2 separate regions of the Homo sapiens genome follow, and region 1 is linked to region 2. Evidence: chromatin loops called from intact Hi-C (ENCODE). Cell type or tissue: Calu3. All regions are shown on one strand. Links, peaks and the distances in the headings refer to the core of each region. The heading gives the core; the rest is flanking DNA.

Region 1 (17,830 bases), core at 4,947-12,946, 680 kb after region 2:
CATGGTAGCCTGATAAATTTTTAAAAAGTACATCGATTGGATAAAAGATTGATAAACATATTGAATAATTAAAAGGAATGATAATTTAATTATTGAATAATTTTAGTTATGATGTAACTTAAGGGATATTGGTATAATTATTGAGAAAATATTTACTTTATCTTTTAATCAGAAATAAATACATTAATATATGTATATTTAAATATTTCTGTATATTATTTTTTAATCAATAGAATTACATTTATAGACACATAGAACTCTTATAGTGACTGAACCTACAGGAAATGAATAGTGACAATGAAGGTAATATCCAATGTTTGGCATTGTGTATATTAGACTGCACCTTTTGTTCAGAAAATAGTTACATAGCTCTTTTAAAGTCAATAATAATAATCATAAACAAGATAATCCCATCAGCACAAGTCAGTCTTACTCTGTATATTAATTTAGCATAGTATTACACTTAATGAATTATCATTAATCATAAATATGTTTTTACATGTGCATATTTAAGGTCTTTAACATTTGCAGTCTTGGTTTTTCTGAAGGCCTAAGCTAAAAGACATTCATTTCAAATCTGAAAAGCAGCATAATCAGTCTTCTGAACCTACTGCAATCAATATCTATGCAAATGGGGTGGTTATGGAATTTACACTGCTTTGTCAATCAATCACTAGTCAAGTTCCCACCTTACACTCAATGTACTAATAGATTTTTTTTTCTTTTTAAAGAGACAGTGATTTCTGATTTCTTTCTTTCTTTTTCTGTGTTTTTTTTTTTTTTTTTTTTTTTTTTGAGCTGGAGTCTCGCTCTGTTGCCCAGGCTGGAGTGCAGTGGTGTGATCTCGGCTTACTGTAACCTCTGCCTCTTGGGTTCAAGCAATTCTCCTGCTTCAGACTCCTGAGTAGCTGGGATTACAGGTGCCTGCCACCACACCCAGCTAATTTTTGTATTTTTAGTAGGGAGGGTTTCACCATGTTGGCCAGGCTGGTCTCGAACTCGTGATCTCAGGTGATCCACCTGCCTCGGCCTCCCAAAGTGCTGGGATTATAGGCGTGAGCCACCGCACCTGGCCCAGTGATTTCTTTTTTCTAAGTATTTGTTATATAAATGGGTGGTGGTGTTTTGACTGCCTCCCCATCCCCACGTTTTCCCTGCATACGTACCCATCTTCACTGTGTCAGCTCATACTGCCAGTCTCTCTCTAGGTGGTAGTAGTTGGGGAAGGTGGCTTCCTGAGCTCCACCTGCTGGGCTTCCCATGGCCCAGTAGTTGGCCCCTGAATTCTTAGAAAGAGAAAAAGATCTTTGGGAATTCAGAGGTGGTTGAACTAGCATCCCCAGAGCATTCATCATTTGCTTCTTGCCCACTAGGAGAGAGATCTTCAGTGTAGATCTGGGCAAAAGAAGGGCTCTGTCTTTTGCCTTGATCATCACCTAAAGTTCTATACTTATGTTAAAGAGAAAAAAGACTGAAATATACAAGGCAGGGAAAGTCTGGTGTAACAGCACTTCCAATACACAAAACAAAACAAGAACTAGTTTTTTTTTTTTTTTTTTTTTTGGCTGCCTGTAACCACAGCATGAGTCTTCAGTCTAGAGGACTGTTGAAGAGGCTAATGCATAAGGCTGTCTTGGTATGGGGTAAAAAAGGAAGTTAATAATTCCCCTGTTCTTTGAACTGGTCAGATTACATCTGGTGGATTGCATTGAGCTGTATTCTGAAACATTTAAGAAGGATTCTGAGTAGCTTCAACCTGTATAGAAGAGGATGACTCAGATGGTGAGGAAGCTGAAAATGTTATTTTTAAAGTAGAGAGGTTATAGGTAAAATGTGTTGTTGCTTTTCAAATATTAAAAACTTATCCATAGTCTCAGTATGTGAGTTAGGAATTAAGTTCCTAATTAAGTTGTGGATAACAAGAATATACACATAAGGGTTGTTCTCTTATATAAACAGAGTCTGGAGATAGTAAAGCAGCTCCATAAAGTCACTGAGTACTCCGACTCTGATATCCTTCATGTATGATTATTTCCATCCTCAAGATCACCTTGTGGTAAGTTGCTCAGACTCTTGCAATCACATCCTTTTTCCAGACAGCAGGCAGAAGGGTGGGTTTGGTGTGGAGGAAGGGCACGCCTTCTCTTTTTAAAGAAGGCTTTCCAGAATTCCCTTTCTACTCATCTTTTTTGGCCACAACTTGGTCTTGTGGCCATACCTGGCTGCTATGAAGGCTGGAAATGTAGTTTTCTAGCTAGGTGTATTGCCCAGGATTCTATTATTAGGGAAGAAGGAGGACAATGGATATTGAGAGGCAAATAGCTTGGTATAGCATGTCTAAACTCAGAAGGCAGAATGGATCAGTAGGTAGAAGTTAAAAAGAGTTACATTTTACTAAATATAGAGAAGAATTTCCTAATAGTTTCATCTGCCCCAAATTCAATGTGCTTTTTTAGAGGTACTGATGTCACTGTTGTTGAACATTCAAAAGCAGCTGGTAAATTGCTTATCAGGGAAGTTTTAGGAAGAGACCTGATATGTAGTTTTTTCCAATACTATGTGCCAAGACTATTTCAATATACCTATGCAGAAGCCATGCTGAGTTTTAGTTTGATTAACTATTCTTATAAGAGGTTTCGATAAAATAAGATTTCTGTTTACTACAATCAATAATGACAAATGTTCCGTAAAGTGAACACTTAGTACACAAGTCTTGTTTTCATATTGTGCAGATGCCAGCATATTCTTTTAATGGAAGGCACTGTTGAAATAAGATTCTGTGGACACATACTGACTTCACACACTTAGCAGTCTTTCTGATACATAAAGTTCTGTGCCTTATGACTTTTATTATAGAATAATTTGTTACAGGAAAGATTTGATCAGTTGACTCAAATTTCACTCAGTATAGCTGTGACATAGATACATTTTAAGATTTGTGGCACATGAAATGTATAGCCTCAGTCTTACTTTGTGGTAGATTTTTATTTTCCTGAGGTGTTTCAATTATATATGTTTCTTCAGAAAATAGTAAGATGTTGGTGTGGTATGTATTTTGGATTTGTATTCACAGTCCTCTAATTAAGAGATCTAGACATATTAGAGTTATGACTTTTTAAATTTTAGGCTATTGTGTCCTTCCCTGCCTCATGAGTCTGTAGTAAGTAGACTGAAAGTACTCCAGTACATACATCTAGGTCTGTGCTCATTCTTACTGACACAGATAATATTAAGTAAACACAATAGTTATTGAATGTCTACTCCAATAGAAACAGAAGGAGAAAATCTATTGTTTGCCAAATTAGAAAAATGCCATAGATAAAAGAAACATCATTTTCAAGATTCCAAACAGGTAAACCAAGTATCAGTAAGAACACAATGGCAAACACTGTTGAGTTGGGCTCTTTTAAAGACTTAAATAACTCTTCCAATACATAAAAAGACCAGCCACACATAAATTGGACTATATATATTTTCAAGGCATGCTTTTGACCATCCTTCTCACAGTGTTTTTAGCTGATACCCTAACTTTCTAATACTTATTCAACCATTTACAGTTCAGCTGTGCTTTGTGTAAACCACTGTTGGATCCTAGCTGGTTAATCCTCCTCTTCATTGGCATCCAAGCCTCATTTTCACCCAATTTTAATGCTTGTAGTTTGAGGAATCCTAACTTGATCCTCAGATGAAATGGTTAACTAATATAATATGCACTGTGTTGAACTGAATTGAGTTATGTTTTCTAAAGATGACAATTTATTTTTTTTAGGGTGGAGATTAGTTTAAAAAAAGGGGACTTGATTATTTGTCTTTTTCCTTCCATCTTCCCAACTCATCCCTAAGGAAAAAAAGGGCCAACTTTCTTCTACCACTTTTTATTTCTAAAACTTTGCACAAATAACTCATCTGGAGCTCAGGTTGTTTGTTTGTAGACAGGGACAATAATACCTATTATGTAAGGGTTATGACAAATTAAATTTAATAAATATGTTTTGATCTTTTTCTGTGTTCTTGGTCTAGTAAAATGTAAAATAATTTATTTGTAAAGCTTTTATGACAGTATCTGATACACATTGATCAAAAATTGTTGATTTCTTTTGTATTCTAAAATGAAGTCCTAACATAGCAGGGACCCCATTAAGCCAAAAGTCCTAGCCCTTTATTCCATGGACATCTAAGTTTAGCATCTCCTTGCTGTGCTTGCAGTTTTGGGATTCACTCTTACATAAACCTGTGTGCCCCTCTATCTCTTTTTCTACCACTTACCTGGGGCTTGTTAACAGGTCTATTTCTTGTCTTACCTCCTGCCTGCTGCTTCCCACTTGTCCTGTTTCCCCTGCCCCCAGGGACTTAAGAAACCCATACTCAGTTATGAATGTATGCCTTGGGTGGGTTTCCTTTAGAAACCCATACTCAGTTATGAATGTATGCCTTGGGTGGGTTTCCTTTAGAAACCCATACTCAGTTATGAATGTATGCCTTGGGTGGGCTTCAGTGGTTCTCCACAGCTTCTGCCTACAAGTGTTTTAAAAAGCTTGGTGGGTGTTCACAAAGTGATCCCACTCGTGCAACCAATTCCCAGATGAAGAAACAGGACTTTACCAGCACTCAGGACTCTCTCTTGACATTTTCAGTTACTACCTGCCCCCAACAGTCACTACAGATTGACTTGTTACACTACAATTTATTTTTCCTCTTTCTTCTTAACCTTAGATAAATATATCATACATATTCTTTCATGTCTGTCTTCTTTTGTTTGTAAAATTCATCAGAGTTGCATGTAGTTATTTGCTCATTCTGCTTGTTGTATCTAGTTCCACTGTTCAAATATACCATGTTTTGTTTATACATTCTACAAAATGATAGATGTTTATGTTCCTTCCATTTTTTGGCTATTATGAAAAGTACTGGTATGAACATTCTTATATATCTTTTTTGGCGAACATCTGTACATATTTCTCTTGTGTTATACCTGAGAGTGGAATTAATGGGTCCTTGTGTATGCATATGTCTACCTTTAATAGATTCTGCCCAACCGTTTTCTAAGGTAATTGTAATAATTTATGTTCCCACTTGCCAAATAGTTCTGAAAGAGTTTGTTATCTTTCCATAGGGTGAATGAAGTAGGTGAACTCCATACTGGAATTTTCTCATCTTCTCTCTTGAAAATTAACTGTCAGTTTTTAGGTCATGCTAAAATACTTTTTTTTTTCAGTTTTAGATGAAATTTTGTGCAATTATAAGTTATTAATATAAAAAATTGATACAACTAATTTGTTTTTCTGAACACTATTCAAACAACTGATTTAACATCCGATTTTATAGGTAAATTAAGTAGTAATGTTAACTGACCAGATTCTGTACTGGTTTTGGTTGTCATATTGGGATTAGCTGAAGGCAAGAGAAAGAGCAGAGAGTTACAATAATTTAAAACTCAATAGTTTTTTCTTAAACACCATTATTTAATTAAATTATCTGTCCAGCAAGGATCTGATAAATAATACCTTTAGAGACCTACTGATTTAAGGGGGAGACAACTTAAGCTTTATTGTTAAACCTATATATGAGATTATATTGAATTGTCATATACAAGGTCTTTTGTTATTATTTTCCAGGGGAAAAACATCTAGAATATAAAGTTATATTCATTTAAATGTATTTTTGTTTCAAAGTGTCTAGTATTTGTTGATGTTATAGGTGTTTTGAAATAAATGTAACATAGTTGAATTGGTTTTGTGATCAGTTTATGCTGCATCCATCTAGAAATCACTGAGTTATTGTGGCGAACACCTAACAATGTCAGTGTTTGATGTTACCACACACTTGCACATAATGACGTCAACAAAGCGGGAGCCTGGTTAATGGCTTTCTTCTCTACAGAACTTGTTCAGTAATTTGCTGTACTGGTATTGGTTAATAGGGTAAATTGATTACTGTAAGGAATGCAAAAAGCATAGATTTTATTGGATACTACTGTTTCCTTTTTGCAATAAACCACATCGTAAATTTCCTGTGTTCATTCATCATTGGGTTTATATTATGTTAAATGAAAATGAATCACATTTTCTGAATATTTTTTTCCACACTTCAAAATGTCTTTTTAGATATTGTCTGCCAGCTAATTTACAGCTCTGAAACCTTGTTGTATCATTTGGAATAGAGCATTTGATAATTTAAAGTGGAATGAATCATTGTTTGATGAAGAATTGCTGTTAAATCTTTTGGGATGTAAGAATTTCTTTGCTGCAGTCATATATGTAACTGTATATTTCAGTGAGAATGCCCTCTGAACATTAGAGGACATATTCATGAATTGAAATTCCAAAAACAAATCTAATGATTTGACAGCTCTGCTCAAAAACAGAAGCTCAGCATTTTAGAGGTTGCCATTTACTGAATGAGTCAGAGGGAGTCTGGGAATACCCTTCTGTACTCTGACTCTTTTCTCCCCACTCCTTTGTGCCTGGCTGCCATTGTCCTATGGCACCCACCTAACAGAGTGGCACCCAGTCACCAGCCAGGCTTTGATTTTGTCAGTTGCAGAGGCTAACAGTCAAGAATCTCGGCACAAGAATGCCAATAGTAGCTTACTGCAGTGGCTAAACCCTTGTTCTTGTTCACATGGAGATTTCTTAAGGAAAAAATGATTTCCAAGCTATGCAGAATGGACTAAAAATACAATTTTGACTTTCAAATACCTGATTTCAATAACAATTTTTAGTGTCTAAAAATTAAGAATAGAATTAATTTTGTTATACATTGTTTGAAAGTAACTATAATCAAATCAAATATATTGACTATTTTTCCTATTTGGCTTCTTCTGACTAAACTGTTGCATTTAATATTACAAGACTTCATTTTTATGGATAATCAAGAATGTGCATGAAACCTTAATTTCCAGCATAGAGGGTAATTGCTCAGTAATCATTTACTTTCTTTAAAACATAACTGCATTTAACTAAGAAAGTAAGAAAAAGAGCTATTTTTAAAAATGGCATTGAAATGGTGTATAAGATCAAACAGCGTATGAAAAATATACCCACCTTGGTGTTATTTTACCATCTTTTACCTCAGTAACTTAAAGTGGACCTTTCTAGTTCACTTGTTTAGTCACGGGATCATAGCAGCTTGCTCATCTCTAGTGGTATGAAGCCGTATTTGAGAGGTTGGGCAATAGAGCCCTACAGTGTTATGTGATTTGCTCAGTAACAGAGGTAGCTCCAGCATGCACACCTCTGAACTGCATGAATCCACTGCCTTTTCCACTTGCCTGTGGTTTACCATTGTTCTTTGTTTCATTTACCAGGGTGAGATCTCATTTAACATGTTTTAGATTACAGAGGTTTTATAGTAGAGCTAAAAGCATATAAAACAAGAATTTATTAGAAAGGACACCAATCTTTAACAGCCTCTGCTGGTCTCAGGTTAATCTTACTATGGTATCATTTTCTTAACAATGGACTATCATAAGCTATATCATAGCTCTTATACACATTTATGCAAAACAATTAAACTATAGTGTATGAATAAACATTCCCTGACCCCCACCTGATTTTCCTACCCCCTTCTATGAGCAAGCAGATGGCCATTTTAAAGTAAGATAAGTGGAGAAAAATAGAGAAGTAATAAGGGGCAATTTGAGCAGTCAGTGTACTGTGGTATCCGTGGGACCCTTCTCCAACTTCATGTGATAGCATGCAGTATAGAAAAGGTTCTTTCAGCAAGTGTTTAGGAAAATATGTTCCAAAAGATCTGCATAACATTAGTGTAACCAAGTGTTCCTCTCTCTGGCTTCCTGTTTTGGAATTAAATGCCTTCAGGGTACTCAGAATAACTCTGTTTAGGAACACAAGAAGAATTTAACCTCTTATGTTCCTAATCAATTTTAAAAATATATATATAGATTAAATAGAAAGCAAAAAGATCTTATTCTACTTTGCTTCTCAACAGTTTCAGCTAAAAATTAAAACTGTTTATACATAAAGTCGGTGGTTTAGTTAGAAAACAAAGGTATAAACAAGAATTCTGACAGGATTATTATCAGCAAAATTTTAAGATCAGTTTTGTCCCTGTAAACAAATTTCATAGACAAACCTTTTTACATGTAGGATTATTTCCAAAAGAACTCAGTGGAAAGTTTCTACTCTGGGTGTTTGCAGGAGATAAAGGGAGCAGCTAAGCTGAATTGATGTTTACTTCTTTGTGGTGTTATTGTTCAACATTCTTAAGTTGCTTCTGCAAAGCCAGCAGAGGGAGCACCAAACAATATTTTTGTTTACCTTAAAGCTTACAATGTATTTTAAAAATATTTTCTTTCACTTGCATTAAAAAATGTCTACAATGAATAATTTGTTGATTTTACATTTTTACTGTATAGTTTTAACTTCTCTGAAATTAAAAGACTTGAGGGGCTTTATTATGCAATTTAATTCTATAAACATTCAGTAAATGCTTACTGTTTATAAGACTTGATGCGTGATGGAGAGTCAAAGGTGAATACTCCACAGTCTCTATTCTTCAATAATTTATAATTTAGTTGGAGAGAAAGAAATGTAAATATCCTCTGTTTACAATGCAGAAGGATAATAAAGGTAGAATATGGGCTAATTCTTAATAAAAAACAAATAGGGATATTATGGAGAAGGTGACATTTGAATTGGACTTTGAATAAGAGGTTTCCAAAAATGGAAATTCTAGACTGAATGGAGCAGCATGAATGCAGGGTATACTTAGAGCAAGACAATTCTAGGCCTGAGGCTAGATAGAACCTGGTTGATAGAGGGGTTATGTACTGGGAGGTGAGGTCAGAATGCTAAGGTAGAGTTAGATAATGGAGCACCTTGAAATCCGTGCTAAGTGCTTTTGAGTTTATTCTGTTGTCAGAGGAGAGCAAACTGCACACCATTTCGAGGAAACAAATAATGTTTTGATTAAATAATACTTGTTTCAGTGTGAAAGCTTGCCTGGAGAACTGAGAGATTAAAGATTAGACATTTTTATACTAGGTAAGGTCAGACATTATATCATCGTGGATAATAATAAGAGTAATGGTTGTAGTAATACCTTTCATTTGTATTTGCGAGTATACATATATATACACATGCATACATATTTGTGTATCTACAGAGAACCCTAGACACCTATATATATGTGCATATATATACACACAGTATATGCAATAATACTGCTCTTATATAATATTTATGTACATATCATATATGTATATATGTGTATATATGTATGTATAACATGTGTATATATCTCATGTATATGTGTGTGTATATATCCCTCAAGATAATCCTATGATTTGAAGATATATATTGAAAATGTCAAGTAATATGTATATGAGGTCTCATAGCATAGTCAGAGCTGAGGTGGTACTCAAATTCTAGGTTGTTTGAGTCTAAGCCTGATATTCTTTTTATCATGTTATGCTGTTTTTGCATTATATGATGTCAGTGTTGATAGGAAGGATGGAATGTGCATCAGAGACATTACAAAGGTATAAAATATTTAAACACAAGGCAGAAAAAGGAGTTGAAGATAGCTCTCAAATTTTCAGTCTATGTGACTATGTGACCAGGAAGCAGGAATGGTGTTGCCATTGCCTCCATAGATGTAAGGGAAGGAACAGCTAGGGGAGTGGGATGGGAAACAGGCATAGGGGGGAAGATAATTCCATTTTGGCATGTCAGATTTGAGATCCTGAAGGCAATCTTATAGAAATATGTAGCACATACTTTAAATTTTGGATTTGGAGCCGAAGAAAAGTCAGAGCTACAACTTGAGAATCGATGATATATTTCAGAGAAAGTGTATAGACTAAGAAGAGAAATGAAATGAGAGCCTAACCTTGGTGGAAGACTACATATAGGAGGCTAAGGTAAGAAATAAGAGACAGAAGGAGCCTGCACAAACTCTGACAGAGATGAGAGTGGTCAGGGGAATGCCTTGTTCCTCAATCAGCAAATATTTGCATTCTTGCTGTGTGCAAGGCCTTTGCCCAGAGTATAAAAGAGGGTGCCATCGCAGAATCAACTGTTGTAGGGGACAGTATGGGAACTGAGGAGAGGTCATTAGATTTGTTCACTCAGGAGACCAGACTTCCTAAATATGCACAGAGCTTTAGTTGGGCACTAAAATACAAAGTAGACTTCCGCCTCATGACTCAGTTTATGAGAAGTTAAAAGATCCCAGAGAACTCACACCTTGGGCTGAAATCTGTGAACTCTTAACTTTGATATCCAAGAGAGTTGTTTGTGGATCAAACTTATTTTTTAGTTTCCAAAAGCTGTATAATGCTCTTGTAAGCCTGATTTCTTGTCTTTATTACTTTTTATTTGATTTTTTATGAGAGAAAAAAATCACTATTTTTTATAATGATATATGTTCACTATAAAAAATTCAAATGCAAAAGAGGGATTAAAAAGTTACCCCTCAAATAACCACAATACATTAGATAACCAGAAATAGAATTTTCTTCCCTTTCTAATTCTTCGCTCCTTCCCTTCCTTCTTTCCCCCCATTGATCTGCTGATCATACTATGCCTGTTATTTTATTTTTTAATATATATATATATTTTTATTATACTTTTAAGTTCTAGGGTACATGTGCACAATGTGCAGGTTTGTTACATATGTATACATGTGCCATGTTGGTGTGCTGCACCCATTAACTCGTCATTTACATTAGGTATATCTCCTAATGCTATCCCCCATCCCCCCACCCCACAATGGGCCCTGGTGTGTGATGTTCCCCTTCCTGTGTCCAAATGTTCTCATTGTTCAATTCCCACCTATGCGTGAGAACATGCGGTGTTTGGTTTTTTGTCCTTGTGACAGTTTGCTGAGAATGATGGTTTCCAGCTTCATCCATGTCCCTACAAAGGACATGAACTCATCCTTTTTTATGGCTGCATAGTATTCCATGGTGTATATGTGCCACATTTTCTTAATCCAGTCTATCATTGTTGGACATTTGGGTTGGTTCCAAGTCTTTGCTATTGTGAGTAGTGCCACAATAAACATAGGTGTGCATGTGTCTTTATAGCAGCATGATTTATATTCCTTTGGGTATATACCCAGTAATGGGATGGCTGGGTCAAATGGTATTTCTAGTTCTAGATCCCTGAGGCATTGCCACACTGTCTTCCACAATGGTTGAACTAGTTTACAGTCCCACCACCAGTGTAAAAGCATTCCTATTTCTCCACATCCTCTCCAGCACCTGTTGTTTCCTGACTTTTTAATGATCGCCATTCTAACTGGTGTGAGATGGTATCTCATTGTGGTTTTGATTTGCATTTCTCTGATGACCAGTGATGATGAGCATTTTTTCATGTGTCTGTTGGCTGCATAAATGTCTTCTTTTGAGAAATGTCTGTTCATATCCTTTGCCCACTTTTTGATGGGGTTGTTTGTTTTTTTCTTGTAAATTTGTTTGAGTTCATTGTAGATTCTGGATATTAGCCCTTTGTCAGATGAGTTGATTGCAAAAATTTTCTCCCATTTTGTAGGTTGCCTGTTCACTCTGATGGTAGTTTCTTTTGCTGTGCAGAAGCTCTTTAGTTTAATTAGATCCCATTTGTCAATTTTGTATGCCTGTTATTTTAAATAAAAAATATTAAAATCCTTTTACCTACATTTATAAAAAGGAAAAGAAACTAAAGGTACCTAATCAAATTGTAGAACTTTGAAATAAGTGCTTCTTTACTACACACAATAGTAGATATGGTAGAAGATCTGTCTGAAGTTAAGAAAAGAGATTATGATAAAAATTAACAAGTTTAGAGTTATGGTTTTAGGATACATGTTTCTGTTTAGACCATATACATTGATCTGTTTTGAAAGATGCTTACGTATACTCCACCTTCCTCCCTTTCCTATTTCTGTTTGTTACAATGGTATTTTTATTTTATCAAACTTTATAACATTTACATGGACTTAATTTTGTAATAAGTCCTATAGTTGTTTTAATTCTAATTCTATATTTAACTGGATTAGTCCTCACCATAATTTTTTTACCTTGACTTTTCTAACCCAGAATTTTAACTGTGACTCATATTTTAACTGTCTAGATTCCATCAAGTAGAATCCTCCAGGCAGGTCTCCTGGGTGACCATTTTGTGTTACGGATGTCTTCTGTTATGTGGTATACAGACATCTTGCTTATGCAGACTGCTCTCTAGCTGTGGTTTCTTATCTTCAGAACTCTGCAGATGCTGGTCAGTTATTCTCTGGTCATGAAAGTTGCAGTGGCTTGTGAGGCTGGACTGATGGTTCTCAGTTTTGTATGTGATTTTCGATTTTCTTTCCTTAAAAAAATTTTTCTTTTTTGGTGTCTCCATTCAATTTTAATGTTGTAAACATAAGAAAATGAATTAAATTGAAGCCTTATTTCATAGTGTGCCCCAGAATAAAATCCTAAATAGACTGAATAATTACATTTTTAAAGTGAAGCTGTAGAACTAGTAGATGAAAACACTGGTGATCCTCAAATCTTTCTACAAATGGCCTCAAATAGAAACTATGAAGGGATGATCTGTAAGTTTTTCTGCATCAAAAAGAAAAACCAGAAGACATTACAAAAAAACTAACTATTAATGTGAAAGGACAAATTACAATAGGTAAAATATTTACAGCGTGATAGATGATGGATATTTGTGTTCATATATCTGTTTTGTTCATGGTGAAACTAACACTACAAAAGAAAAGTGGTTAAAGGGCATACAGGGACAATTCACAAGTGGAAAAATTCAAAAGAAGAGAAAACTCCTACTCATTTAATATACTTTTGATAAATCAGAAAGAAATTTTTTTTCTGTTTTGAACACAGGTTTTATAATAAGTAGTTACATATGTTGGGTTAAATAAACATGAGCATCTCTTCAAGCTTTGAAATTCTGTGGTTTGGGGATGTGTATGTATTATCCTTGCTGTTAGATCATTTCTTCCTTTATAAGTCTCAGAAAGATGTCCACTGCATCTTTCTCCTCTTTATCATGCATAGCCCAGAACTTTGCAGGTGGTGATCCTGAAATACAAATTTAATGAATAACAATAATTTGAATTTTTAAAAAGATAATGTTTGTTAACCATTTTTAAAATATATTTGAGGGGGCTTTGAATCTTTTGTATAGGTACTGTAATTGTGATAGGACTTTTTTCAGATTTTGGGGGGTAATTTAGTCTTCTGTTGAGAATTCTGATTAATGCATTTTATTATTTGCATAGAAAAATTTATTATTTTGTATATCTCATAAATACCTAAATCTCATTTTCAAAATTCTATTTGTTAATTTTACTAAATGATGATATACAGTATTGTACTTTAAGACCCTGATTCCTATGAATTACAAAAAGAATTTTGTTTATTATATGCATGATTTATTGGACATTAGTGCTGTGATTATTAAGAACCTTCAGAATAATCGATTGTAGAATAAAATGACAAAACCATGGCATAAACATGCATTTTACATATATGTTTAAAGGTTTGTGATAATTGATCCATTTTGTTATGTTGATTTAAGTAGGGAAACTGAAGATTTTCTTAAATCAAGGTACATATTTAAAGTGATAGAATGATTTTATTGGCTTCATAACAGCAAACTTTGTTTGGAGAACCATATTGTGCAAGTGGTTAGTGATATTAAAATTGGTATCAGCCTTGGGATATCAGATGTATTTATTTTTAACTTTTATGCAGATATAGTTATTAAAATGTACATTTCAAGTACACATTTTGAGTGTCTTTAAAAGTATTTTTGAATGATTTCCATTTGAGAAGTAAGAAGCTAGGTTTGTTAGTTATTAATCCAAATATAGTAGTATAGCTTATTTTATTGATCTTTCTGTGATTTTTAAATTAGGAGTGAGAAAAGTCACAGACGCCGTTTGTTGACATATTGCAATCCATATGTGTGCTTTTTTGATAAAGAAGGTATAGCATATACTATTCCTCCAGAACGTTTAGCACCAGATTTATGATTTTTCTAATTTGGTTTGTAGCTTGCCAAAGAGCATGTGAGTGCATATTTGATCAGAAGCATATTTTGCCTTGAATCAGATGAAGAATACTTAATGAGTCAATGCTAAGAAGCAATGCAGAGAAGATTGCAGACTAGCAAACTAAAAAGGCTTTAAAATAGCTTAATGTAAACTATAATAGAGATAAAGTATTATTATATAAAAAGTCAAATTTTTCAGTTTTTCATGTTCATCCTGTTAATAAAATTATCTGCCATAACTATTGGGAATGATATTTTATATTTATGTGATGCAGTTCACATTTTCAGTGGGATGAAGACTTATTTCAAGTGTATTGTACTTATTCTCGCTTGGGAGCTGGAAAGATGCTAGTTCTACATTAGAGATGCCAATAGCCCTACTCCCTCTAGCAGGCCTTCCTCTAAGAATGAGTGCTAGAAATTACTACTTAAAATTAATTGGTTTTTTTGCTTGTTTGATAAGAAAAAATTATCTCTTTGTTTTGACTTGTATTTGTTTGATTATCAGTGAAGCTAGAAAATGTTCCTGTCTACTTAGCTGTGTCCATTTTTTCTTTCATAAATTACTTATCCTTGTTTTTTGTTCATTTTTCCCTTAAGGTACTCACTTCTTACTGGTTTATGAGATTTTTTATTTATTAAGGATGTGAGCACTTTGTTTTGTATGTTACAAATATTTTGCCTAGTTTTTGTACTTTGATTTTGTTTGCAGTGTTTTTTGGCATACATAATTTAAAAAATAATTATAGTCAAATCTAGTAATCATTTAGTCTATGATTTTTTTCTTTGTTGAGATTTGAAAGACCTGCATCAACCCTACATTATATAAATTTTCCTTCCTTGTGCGACTGTGATGTAAGAGGGAGTAATCAGGCAAAGGCTTTATGTTGCTTAGCTTAAATAAATTATAAGGAATTGCCTTTGTTGGACTGTGGTTCTTATTTATAATGACTTACTTACAAATATCTTATATGTATGATTGGCTGTTTTACCTCAGACTGGGGAGGGCTGTCCTGAAGCACAAGAAGTGTCCTCCCACATTCTGTTCTTTCTTCCTTGTTACTTACTCTCTGCCATGGTAGAAGTGGAGAAAGGGGAGAGAGAAATGAGACATGTTTCCAATGACACTGTCTTCTCATCTTCTCTACTGTGAGGAACACTTTTATGCACATAGAAATTATACTATGCGTACTAAACCAATTATTTGGTTTCCTGCCCTGCCCACAATAGCAATAATAATTTTTCCTAGTGTTCATTGTATAAAATTACAGCTATATTTTGAGTCAATTGAGGCTTTAAGGGTAGCTTGGGAACCTAAATAAAATTATTTCAAGATTAAAATGAGTTACAAATGAACTTTGGAAGGATAGCCCACCTGTAGGTTCTGGGCTGTTGGTCTCCCTTCTTGAGGAACCAAGTCTAAGGACCAGGAATGGGCTAGTTGGTCTTAGATGACTCTTGAGAGTCCCCAGTGATTCGGCATCTTCGGTTTACAGTGAGACTTGTTTTCTAAGTTCTATGAAGTGGGCGGCAGTCTGACTGATACATAGGTAAATCTCTGTGGGATCTAAGACAGCATTAGCCAATAGAATTTCCTGCAGTTATGTAAAATATGTACTATATGACTTCTTTACTGGTGAGAGAAATACTCAGTATTTTTACAGTACAATATGATCGCTACTAGCCCATGTAGATATTAAGCACTTGAAATGTGGCTAGTATGACTGAGAAACTGAATATTTAATGTTATTCAGTTTTAATTAATGTAAATTTCAGTTTAAATAGTCATGTGTGACTAGTGGCTATTATATTGAAAAGCACAGTTTTAGAGGTTTGTATTGAATGGAGTAAACCACAGAATTAACTAACTTTCTTTTTATGTGATAAAAATGTCATAGAATGCATAGATTTTATCTGGATCCTGTTTGGAAGAAATCAACGATGAAAAGTTTAAAAGGCGTTTTTGAGGCAATCTTAGAAAATTGAAAATGATTGGGTAGTAAGTGATTTTATGGAATGAGTGTTAATTTTGTTAGGTGTGATATCAATAGATTTATATTATTAAAGTACAACAGTGATGTTTTCAGATGAAGTTACATGATACCTAGGGTTTGCTTTAGGAAAAAAGTATTGGCTGGAGAGTAGATGAGATAGAATTGGCCAATGTTCACAGTTTTTGAGTTGGCTGATGGACACATGGGATTCGTTTTACTGCTTTTATACTTTTGTATGTGATTGAAAGTTTTTATAATAAACAGTATTGAGTTGAGAGAGCTCCTTGCAGGTCATACAGTCTCGCCTTTTGACCAGATTCATTTACTCAGCCATTAAATGGCAGAGGTAGGATTCAAATCTGTCATTTGGCTTTAAGTTTAATCAATTTTTTTGTAACATCATACTGTCTCATACTTTAAACACATAGTTCTACACCCCATCTGCTTCATGACCTTTGGCAAGTTATTTTGCACATTTCCTTCTTGTATGGTAAGGCCAAATTTGTTAGCAGAGCTGGCCACATAGATCAGCAGAGGCAAAGGGTAGGGTCTTTTATGGCAAGTTGGATCAGGCTGGGATTTCACTGGATTCAGATTCAAGGGCTGAATACAAGTAGTAGCTTGGGAAAGAAACCAGAGGAGAGGTAGCAGTAACAGATTCAAGAGAAGAAGAAGCAAGGGCAAGCTCCTAAGAGAAGTGGAATTGATACAAGGTGGGAATAGGTAAAAGGCTGAGAACACAGTTTGCGTAGAAAGTTAAGTGTGTTGACTGCTAATTCTTACTGGGAGATGGCTATACATTTCAAGGGCAATTTAGCTGACTTGGCATATAGTAGACTGACATTTCTCATTTTGAAATTCATGTTCCACTATGCTTGTCTCTAATCTAAAATAATTGTAATAATATAGAATTTTTGTCCAGAAGGGGCTGTTGAGGTCATATAATTCAACCAAATTATTTGTGTTATCAAATTCATATTGCATTTCCATATAGTAGTTGGCATTGAATTAGGTCCCATAAGGATTATAGAATTTCAGTTATATATGCTGTCAAGAAGATTTTGAGAGAATGAGCAGATAATAATTATGATTATTCAAGTAATATAACTATTTCATTAAATTGATTATTGGTTAAAGTAGAGAAGAATGATTTTATTTATTAATAAAGATGTATGAAACACAATTTTGAATTATATTTACACTTAAGTTTCTAGTCTCAGGGCTATTGTTGAGCAAGAATTTCTCCCATCAGTAAATGCACCATCGCATATTATACATTTTATATGTATATTGCAAATGTCTATGTTGTATATTTTATTTCAGGAGTGAGGGAGGGGAAATTTCAGCTATTAAGCTATCAATGCCTAGAAATAAACTGCTGAGTAGAAGGTCTATTATATTATTGCCTCACTAGGACCTAATTATTTAAAAGCAAAACAAAACAAACATCATCTGGCTACGCCTCCCGAATCCTATTTCAATCAGGATTCCAATGTCTTCAAGCCAATTTTATTTTTCTGAGACCAGGTATTAGAAGGGAAGATCTGAGAGAATGAAGGTGTGATATGGCTGGATACCAGGGTAAAACATCATATGGGTATTCTGATGTTTTTCTGCTTGTATTTATTTGCATTTTCTTGGGCTATTGGAATTTTTTTACTCTACTTCTGAGTTTTTAAGTCAAAACCTAGAAAAAGTATTTAAGTTTCTCATCCTGTACCCAAACTATTCTGTAGTCAAAAGCAACAGGCTCCCAAAGTCAATTTCTAAGTTTAATAGCATATTTTTATTTATTAGGTGCCATTTAGTTAGGACCACCGTGCTCAT
Region 2 (8,000 bases), core at 1-8,000:
CCTTGGCCTCCCGAAGTGCTGAGATTACAGGCGTGAGACCCTGTGCTCGGCCTGTGACTCTAACTGTAATCCAGTCATTTTTGCACGTGAGTAGGAACATCATTGTTACATGCGGACTTGTCAGTTTGATGAGGCTGACAAATGATAAAAGGTGAGGGTTTCAGAGATTTGGAAAAAGTGGTTTCAAAAATGATTTAGAGAGAAATAAAGAGCAACTATTTTGCTAATTGTGCCATTGTACCCTCATATTCTTGGAGAATAGACTGTGACAGAAAAGTTCTACAGCAGCACCATGCAAGAGAACTTTCTTCAAAGACATACTTGTTCTGTGGTCTGTGCTGTCCAACTTGGAGGTCACTAGCCATATGTGCCTACTGAGCATATGACATGTGATTAGTGCAATCAAGACACTAAATGTTTAATGTTATTTAATTTTAATTTATTCATGTATCCACATGTAGCTAGTGGTTACCATTTTGAACAGCACAGCTCTAGACTATCTGAGCTGTGGGGAGAAGCATCTAATCCCACATGGTAATTTACTCTTTGGATGAAGACAGTTTCTAAATTAAAATGTAAATGTGGACCCTGAAATTTTTTAAACGTTTTATTGGAAACCTATGAGGACCAGGGTAAAAGGCAATTCCTTTCAACATGCTAATAACAATTGTGCCTCCTAGAAAAAGGCAGATAAAGTCAAAGGGATTGGTCCCAGGTTCCAGGAACCTAACCAGAAGCTGTGATAATCCTGGGTAGGCGAGCACGAACTTTTCAGAAAGTTGGCAGAAAGAGAATAAAATGAAGTGAATTATAGACAAGCTGAGACCGGCTGCAGAAATCAGAAAGACATATAGGTGTGTACTGATGTATGGATGGATTATAGTGTGAAAGCAGGACTCCCCAGGGAAGAGCACAGAGGGGCAATGGCTCAGCTGGCACATGTCTGGGCCAGATGTCATTAGGGCTCAAACCAAAAACATGCACTGTTCCTGAGGAAAGGTGGGTGATTAGGCCTGGAAAAGGGTCACTGGACCATAGGAAGAGGATTGTTTAATCCTATAAACATGCATTACATCAAGGAAAATCTATTAATACTTGTTAATCACTTCACAGCCTACAGAGTTTCAGTACAGGAAAGTGAAATTACATACTTGAACTGATCCTGTATGTAGGATTATAGTGAGTATATGGTGATAAGAAGGGGAGACTTTTAGACAGGTCATAGGAGAAAAAAAAATAGAGGGAAACTGCCAGAAACAAGAAAGGAGATTCAGTTTAGACAACCTCTCCCCTTGATCATAGCAGCAGAAAAGCAAAGCAAAGCAAAACCTCCAGTCATAGACAAATGCTGATGACATGGAACTGATCCCTGACCCTGTGTCAGAGGGGAACAGAGTACCATTTCATCACATCACATTTCAACCCACCATTTCATCATCACAAACATGATACCATTTAATATGTTTACTCAATTGATTCCATGCACATAATGTGATTCCACGTCTCACATTATAAACAATGACAGCATGCTTCAACTATCCAGAGCCTGCGGCTAAACAGAACTATACTTTGGTATTTAAAAGTTTAGAGGCAAGAATAAATAAAAAGAAAATAAGTGGTTAGCAAGATTTTACTAGAGTAGAAAAAATCAGAGAATATGGCAAAATGGGCACAGATAAATTTAATCTATGCTTTCCGCAGCTACTGTTATTTACAATAAATATTGGTGATTCCATCAGTCCAATATAACTTTCTGTGATGATGATGTTATAATTCTGTGCTGTTTACTGCAACAGCCACTAGCCAGAGGTTGCTACTGAGTTCATGAAATGTAGCTAGTACAATTTAGGAACTGAAATTTTAGTCGTATGTAATTTTAATTAATAGGGCAGCTAGATAATCAATCATTCTTTTAAAACAAAGATCTTATTGAGTATACTGTGTCAATAATATAAACCAGTAAAAGATACTAAGCATTTCAGAAAGGACCTCAAAGGAAATGCTTTTTAAAAATGTTTCTGGGGCTGGGTGTGGTGGCTCATGCCTGTAATTCCAGCACTTTGGGAGGCTGAGGCGGGTGGATCACGAGGTCAGGAGTTTGAGACCAGCCTGGCCAAGATGGTGAAACTCTGTCTCTACTAAAAAATACAAAAAGTTAGCCAGGCGAGGTGGCAGGTGCCTATAATCCTAGCTACTCAGGAGGCTGAGGCAGGAGAATCGCTTGAACCCAGGAGGCGGAGGTTGCAGTGAGCCAAGATTGTGCCACTGCACTCTAGCCTGGGTGACAGAGCAAGACTCCGTCTCAAAAAAAAAAAAATTATTCCAGTTCATTCATATGTCAGGTTATGTTAGGAAATAGTGTTGAAAATATAGAATAGCCTTCATTATACTATACGTTGTTAAGAGTATGTATATATGTCAAGCTATACATACGCATATACTCTATTATCAACCATTTTTATTTATTGCTATCATCTCAACACTGGCAACTGTTAACATTTTTTTATCTGTGATATTTCAAATGTTTTAAGTCAATCTTACAGAAAAATGATACTTTGTTACTGATTTGTTGGGAAGTTAAAAGAGTGAGGTTGGCCCAGGGAGGAAACTGAGTGAAAAAATAGAGAAAATGAGGGCCCAATTCAGTCAAAATGGAAGCATCAGCTCCACGCAATACAAAACAACTCAGAAAAAAGAGCAACTGGCCGGGCATGGTGGGTCACGCCTGTAATCTCAGCACTTTGGGAGGCCGAGGTGGGTGGATCCTGAGGTCAGGAGTTCGAGACCAGCCTGACCAACATGGTGAAACCCCGTTTCTACTAAAAATACAAAAATTAGCCAGGCATGGTGGCACACGCCTGTAATCCCAGCTACTCAGGAGGCTGAGTTGGGAGAACTGCTTGAACCCAGGAGGCGGAGGTTGCAGTGAGCCAAGATCGCACCATTGCATTCCAGCCTGGGAAACAGAATGAGACTCTAGTCTCAAAAATACATAAATAAATAAATAAATAAAAAGAAAGAAAAGAAAAAGGAGCAACCATCTAATAAAGTTTAATTTTTGAGTAGTACAAATAACTGTAAGATGGTATGCTAAATATATTTAGTACAGTAAAATAGTTTGTATTTATGCCTGGGTGTCTACATATGCAACGTGCTATTTACACTCCTGAGGCTGTAAAATGCTCATGTTTGGCCACCATTACTGAAACTACTTCAAAAAATGAAATAAGGGGAAATAACAAAATTTCTAGGAAAACTCACAGAATGGGCAAGCAAAAAGGAATTTTGCTATAGATTACTATTCTTCAAAGTAGTAGAGAAGTGGCTTACAATTTTCCAGAAGTAAAGGAAGAGTAGGTGTTAAATGGAGTATCATATTTAGAGACATAAAATATTCATGGTGTACTGTACTGAGACCACACTTCAATGTTTCTATTGTACTGCTGCATCAATATGTGATGACATATTGTAATGTTTATGCCAAAATGCTGTGATATCAGGTTGCCCTGTTTCAAAACTATTCTGAGTCTGGCTCTCCCTAACCAGATGATAAAACAGCTCTTACAAAGCAGTCAACAGCATTACAGTTTGGTTCAGTTAAAAATGTAACCCTTAAAGATATTATTTTAAATGTATACCAACTTATTTTATCTTTTAATGTGAAATGAGATAGCACGCCTTGCTATGAACTTGTGATTTTTTCCTTATTATGCCCAGTTCATGTACCATAAAATCCAGAGATTTCCATGAAGTCTTTGAACAATGTGTATAAATTTCTGTTTATACATGTCAAGAACACTTTAATTCTCACTATATTTCTGTTTAAGTGTCTGTATGATACTTTATTTTCTTAGAGAGAAATAAAGAACAGTTCCTCTACCCTGAGCTAAACAAAAGTGACATAAATTGAAATAAATTTAGTATTTATGATTACATTAAAAAATTGGGGCTGATGTGATTTCTTTACAATAGCAGAAAATGACAAAGGGGGTAAGGGAATGAGAGATAATCTACCATCTTGTTTGTAATTCCTATTTGATGCCATTATTTTAATATCATGTTTACTCAATTGATTATATTTCAGTGCCATGGGAAAATATTTTGCTAAATTAATTCAGGAAATAAGACCAGACCAGCTACTTTCTTCACTTGAGAAGCATGAAAAACTATTTTTTTTGAACTAAGGCTTTTTGTAGTCTATACTTTCCAAAACAAACATTTTACAGTTTGAACACTAGGGGGCATCTTTGTTTCTTGAAATAAAGGGTCTTGGTTGTGATCTTAAAAAAAAAAAACCTCAGCAGTGAAACATTTTTTGATTCGCATTTTGTTTTGTCAAGCATGTTGGCACCGCAAGGTTTATGACTTTGGGCTGGGCATTTTTGTTTCTATATTAATTGAATGAAGCAGCATGTGTGAGTGTGAAGAGACTAGGATAGTATCTAGTACATAAAGAGTACTCAATAGATACTTGCTCCCTTCCCAGGCCTCCTTCTGTGATTTAACTTCAAGATAAAACCTGACAGATCCTTAAAAGGCAGACTGCTCAAAAATATGTGCTTTCAGAGTTATGTGTATTAAACACTAGAACTTGCATGTTCATTTATTGAACAATGTTTTCTTTTTGAATTCATTAAGAGTTCTGCTTTTCCTTGATTATAGCAAAGCTAACTTATTGGGGATAACTAGCTTATTTACTTCTTCAAAGCCTTACATTTGTCAGCACCAAATCTCTTTTGTCTTTCTTCCTCTCTCCTCTTATTGCTTGATTTTATAAAAAGATCTAAACAAAAATGTATAGTAATATGACAAAGAAAGCCACACATAACAATGATATCATTCATAACAAGTCCCTTCTTCTCAGGAGACAGAAGAATGGAGAAGCCAGTGTGTACCTGCTTCCAAGGCTGTACTACCCTCCAGGGTGGTGGTGCAGTTTCTCAGTCCACCATCAAATTATTTTTCCTTTTACAACATTTCTGGTGGGGACAGGAGACAAGGAGGGAAGAGAAAGCAGGGAACTTCTGTTTGCTGTTAACTCTGCTGGCAGTCTAGCATTGAACCCGCTTAAGTTCAGGGGCAGGGAGGGTGAGCCAGAAGTTAGGGGTGGAAGAAGCCTTGTTCCAGCTGCTCTCGTTTCTAAATGCACATATTCACAGAAGAATCTGTTGTTTGCCATGTGCATAGTCCATTAGGGATTGAAGGGAGAAGCTGGGGCTTATTCTGTGCAAGGAAGTTCTCCACATCCTGGCATATCTGAATCTTTGCCCCAGTGAAGAGCTTTCTGATGCCAGTTCTGAATTGGTACCCCTCTTCCAACTGTTAAGACAGCAGTCACTAATGACAAATCTGGGAAGGAAGTAGAGGGAAGAGTTCCTCTTGTCACTGCCCATAAGTGAAAGTCATGTGGAAGCTTTTTAAAAAAGTTTTTTTCCAACTCCAAATTAATCATTTCCTCTGACTTTTAAAATACATGGCTTATATATACATTACAGCACTCATTAATCTGACACGTTTTAGTTATATCAACATCTGTTTTTCCTATTGGGTTGCACTCTTTGAAAGTAGGTGTTATATTTATTTCAGAATACCTTGGTCTTAACCTGATGCTTTGCATATAATAGGCTCAATAAATGTTAAACTGAATTGAATTATCAAATACCTCACTGAATTATACCACTTTATTGCTGGTAAAATTACTCGAAAAGGAAATAAATGTCTTTAATTAGATAAAAGTGAACATAGAAAAATTAATTTGTCCATAGTTTTGAAGCAAACCACTCAAAGAACCAGGATCTAAAAAATAATTCCCATAATCTTAAGCATTATGACTTAAATTATGTAGCTTCTCATGTTTTTCCTTAACACTGACAGGCTAAATTTTTTTTTCAACTGTAAACTGTTACACATAAAAAATTATTTGTCCTCACTAATCATATATTGCCTGCAAGTAAACTACAGATCAGCATAATTTTAACAGAAACGAACTCTAAAAACAGGGGATGTCTTGTCCCCTGCAAAGGTCCCATGTGGATATCAGAACTACAAGAATCCACAGAGCACTCAATCTTGTATTCTGTTTTGGGAATGGAACAGCCACTCTGTATAAAGGTAGACGTGCTATTAGCCAGTGCTTCAAATTCTGATGGTATCACCTCTGGTAAATGCTGAGTTGGGCAAAATGAGGGTAGTCTCTCTCATGATTCTGACTGCAGTTTGGTAGGTCCTCCGTAAGAAATTTTAAGGATGCTATGAATCCTGTGAAGATGAAATTCATTTGGGTTTTGAAATCTTTTATGCTACATTCCAGTTCAGTGGTTCTTAGCAGAGAATGTACACCAGCATCAGCAACAAAGCTTTTCCACATTCAAGTATGCCCAGCTCCACTCCTGGAAATTCTGATTCACTAAGTCTAGGGAGAGTTCTGGGAAACTGTATTTTAAAAAATTCCATTGGGGTTTCTAATGTGAAATATTAATGTAAAAAATCATTATATTACATAGAACTCCTTGAGAAAAGGCACCATTTTGTCTTTTTGGTCTCTCCAATACCTAGCATATTGCCTTGGCATGTGGTAAGTGCTCAGTAATTGCTTGTTAAATGAATGAATTTTATTGCTTCTCTTTTTGGTTCTGTCTACTTCTATGGAGATATGGAATGAACTTTTGTGTAACAGTACAATCACACGCAAGCAGTGACTTGGGTATTCAGCTCAGGTTAACAGACCGCCAATTTGGCCTTCAGTCCAGTGAGGTCTACTATATAAAGTAAGAACAGACTTTTTAGATTTTGAGGACAGCACTGAAACACACCTAGTTTTGCAGCAACCTGAGACATTTTAGTAGCATGAAAACTTATAAAAAGTATCAAATAGGCAACCTGTTTCCAGTTTGTTCCTTTACAGTGGAGGTTCTCAATGAGAAAACTATTATTATGGTTTTTCTAACTATGTACACAGAATAAAAAAGAAAAAGTTTGTTTTAAAAATTATTTTCAAAGATATTCCACTTAAAGTTTCTCTTATCTAAAAGATAAACCTGTTGAACTCTAGATAAACAGCAGTAAAAGTGGCTTTATGCATTTATTCTAGCAGAAGAGCTTCAGAAATAAAATTTGAGTATAATATAGTCAAGGGAATACTTACACTCTCACTCTGAAAAGGATTTAAGAAATTTCCCCCCATTTCGCCATCATCCCTTGGAGTGCCCGGTTGATTACTCAGGCTCATATTATTGGGAGAATTCTGTAAACAAGATTTAGAAAACAAGGCATTGTTGAAAATTTTAATTTCCCTCTTGCACTGTACTGTTTCGAATATTGAAACAGCATCCCTAAGGACAAAGCATACTTCTAATTTTAATCTTAGACTTCTACCATGTATTCTATTTCATTCTTTGCACTTTGACAAGTACTAATGCCTTCCCAAATGAAAATTTAAAAAAAAATAAAAAAACCCCCAATAACCTACCACAACTATTTTCTTAGCTTCAGAATCAATATTTATTCAATTTCCCACCCTCAGCTTATAGAGTTCCTAAAACACTGGAGAGTTTAAAACATTCCCAGCAGGGGCATGATGAAGAGATCCTACCCACTGATAAGGCAAGATGGAACAATAACTCCCTTAGTCATTTCACTAACCAAACTTTGAAAGGTCACTGTTTTAATAAACATTTCCTTTTAATTCTACATGCAGTATACAGATAACACTATTTCAACCATTTTTACATGAACTTTAAGGAAAAAAGAAAGATAGCTAACAACTGTACTTAAGAACAAGAGACACCTTAGGACTTGAGAATTTATTATGTACTCTTAGAGGAAAAGGAGGCTCAAAAGAAAACTGCTTTAGAATATTTTCCTATCATTAGTTTAAGAGTAGATTTACTTTGGAACTTTCCTTGGAAGATAAAATGACTGTTATTAGCAATCTAATCGAACACCAAGTTAGCAGTGCGTTGCTTCATATTCTATTTAAATTTGCTAGTCTCATTATTACC

The links. Peaks named below come from ENCODE experiments on the same cell type or tissue, not always from the same donor. Only the 100,000 strongest peaks of a DNase experiment are listed, where the experiment ranks them.
Region 1: it touches region 2 in a loop (2.4-fold over the local background); 2 of 110 quality-filtered maps call a loop at or near these places.

Annotation. Positions count from the first base shown.
Region 1 is chr5:82,099,232-82,117,061 of GRCh38, forward strand. All of the region lies in intron 3 of ATG10 (autophagy related 10), which reads left to right. Among named protein-coding and RNA genes, the nearest start is that of ATG10, 140 kb to the left of the region's middle. In Calu3, for the core only: a CTCF peak has its summit at 8,229 (motif pointing right); no DNase peak of the experiment used is centred there.
Region 2 is chr5:81,421,441-81,429,440 of GRCh38, forward strand. It overlaps SSBP2 (single stranded DNA binding protein 2), which reads right to left. Exons shown (of 17, transcript NM_001256732.3): 16 at 7,145-7,243. Among named protein-coding and RNA genes, the nearest start is that of ACOT12, 31 kb to the left of the region's middle. In Calu3, for the core only: a CTCF peak has its summit at 4,250 (motif pointing right); a DNase peak (open chromatin) is centred at 1,451.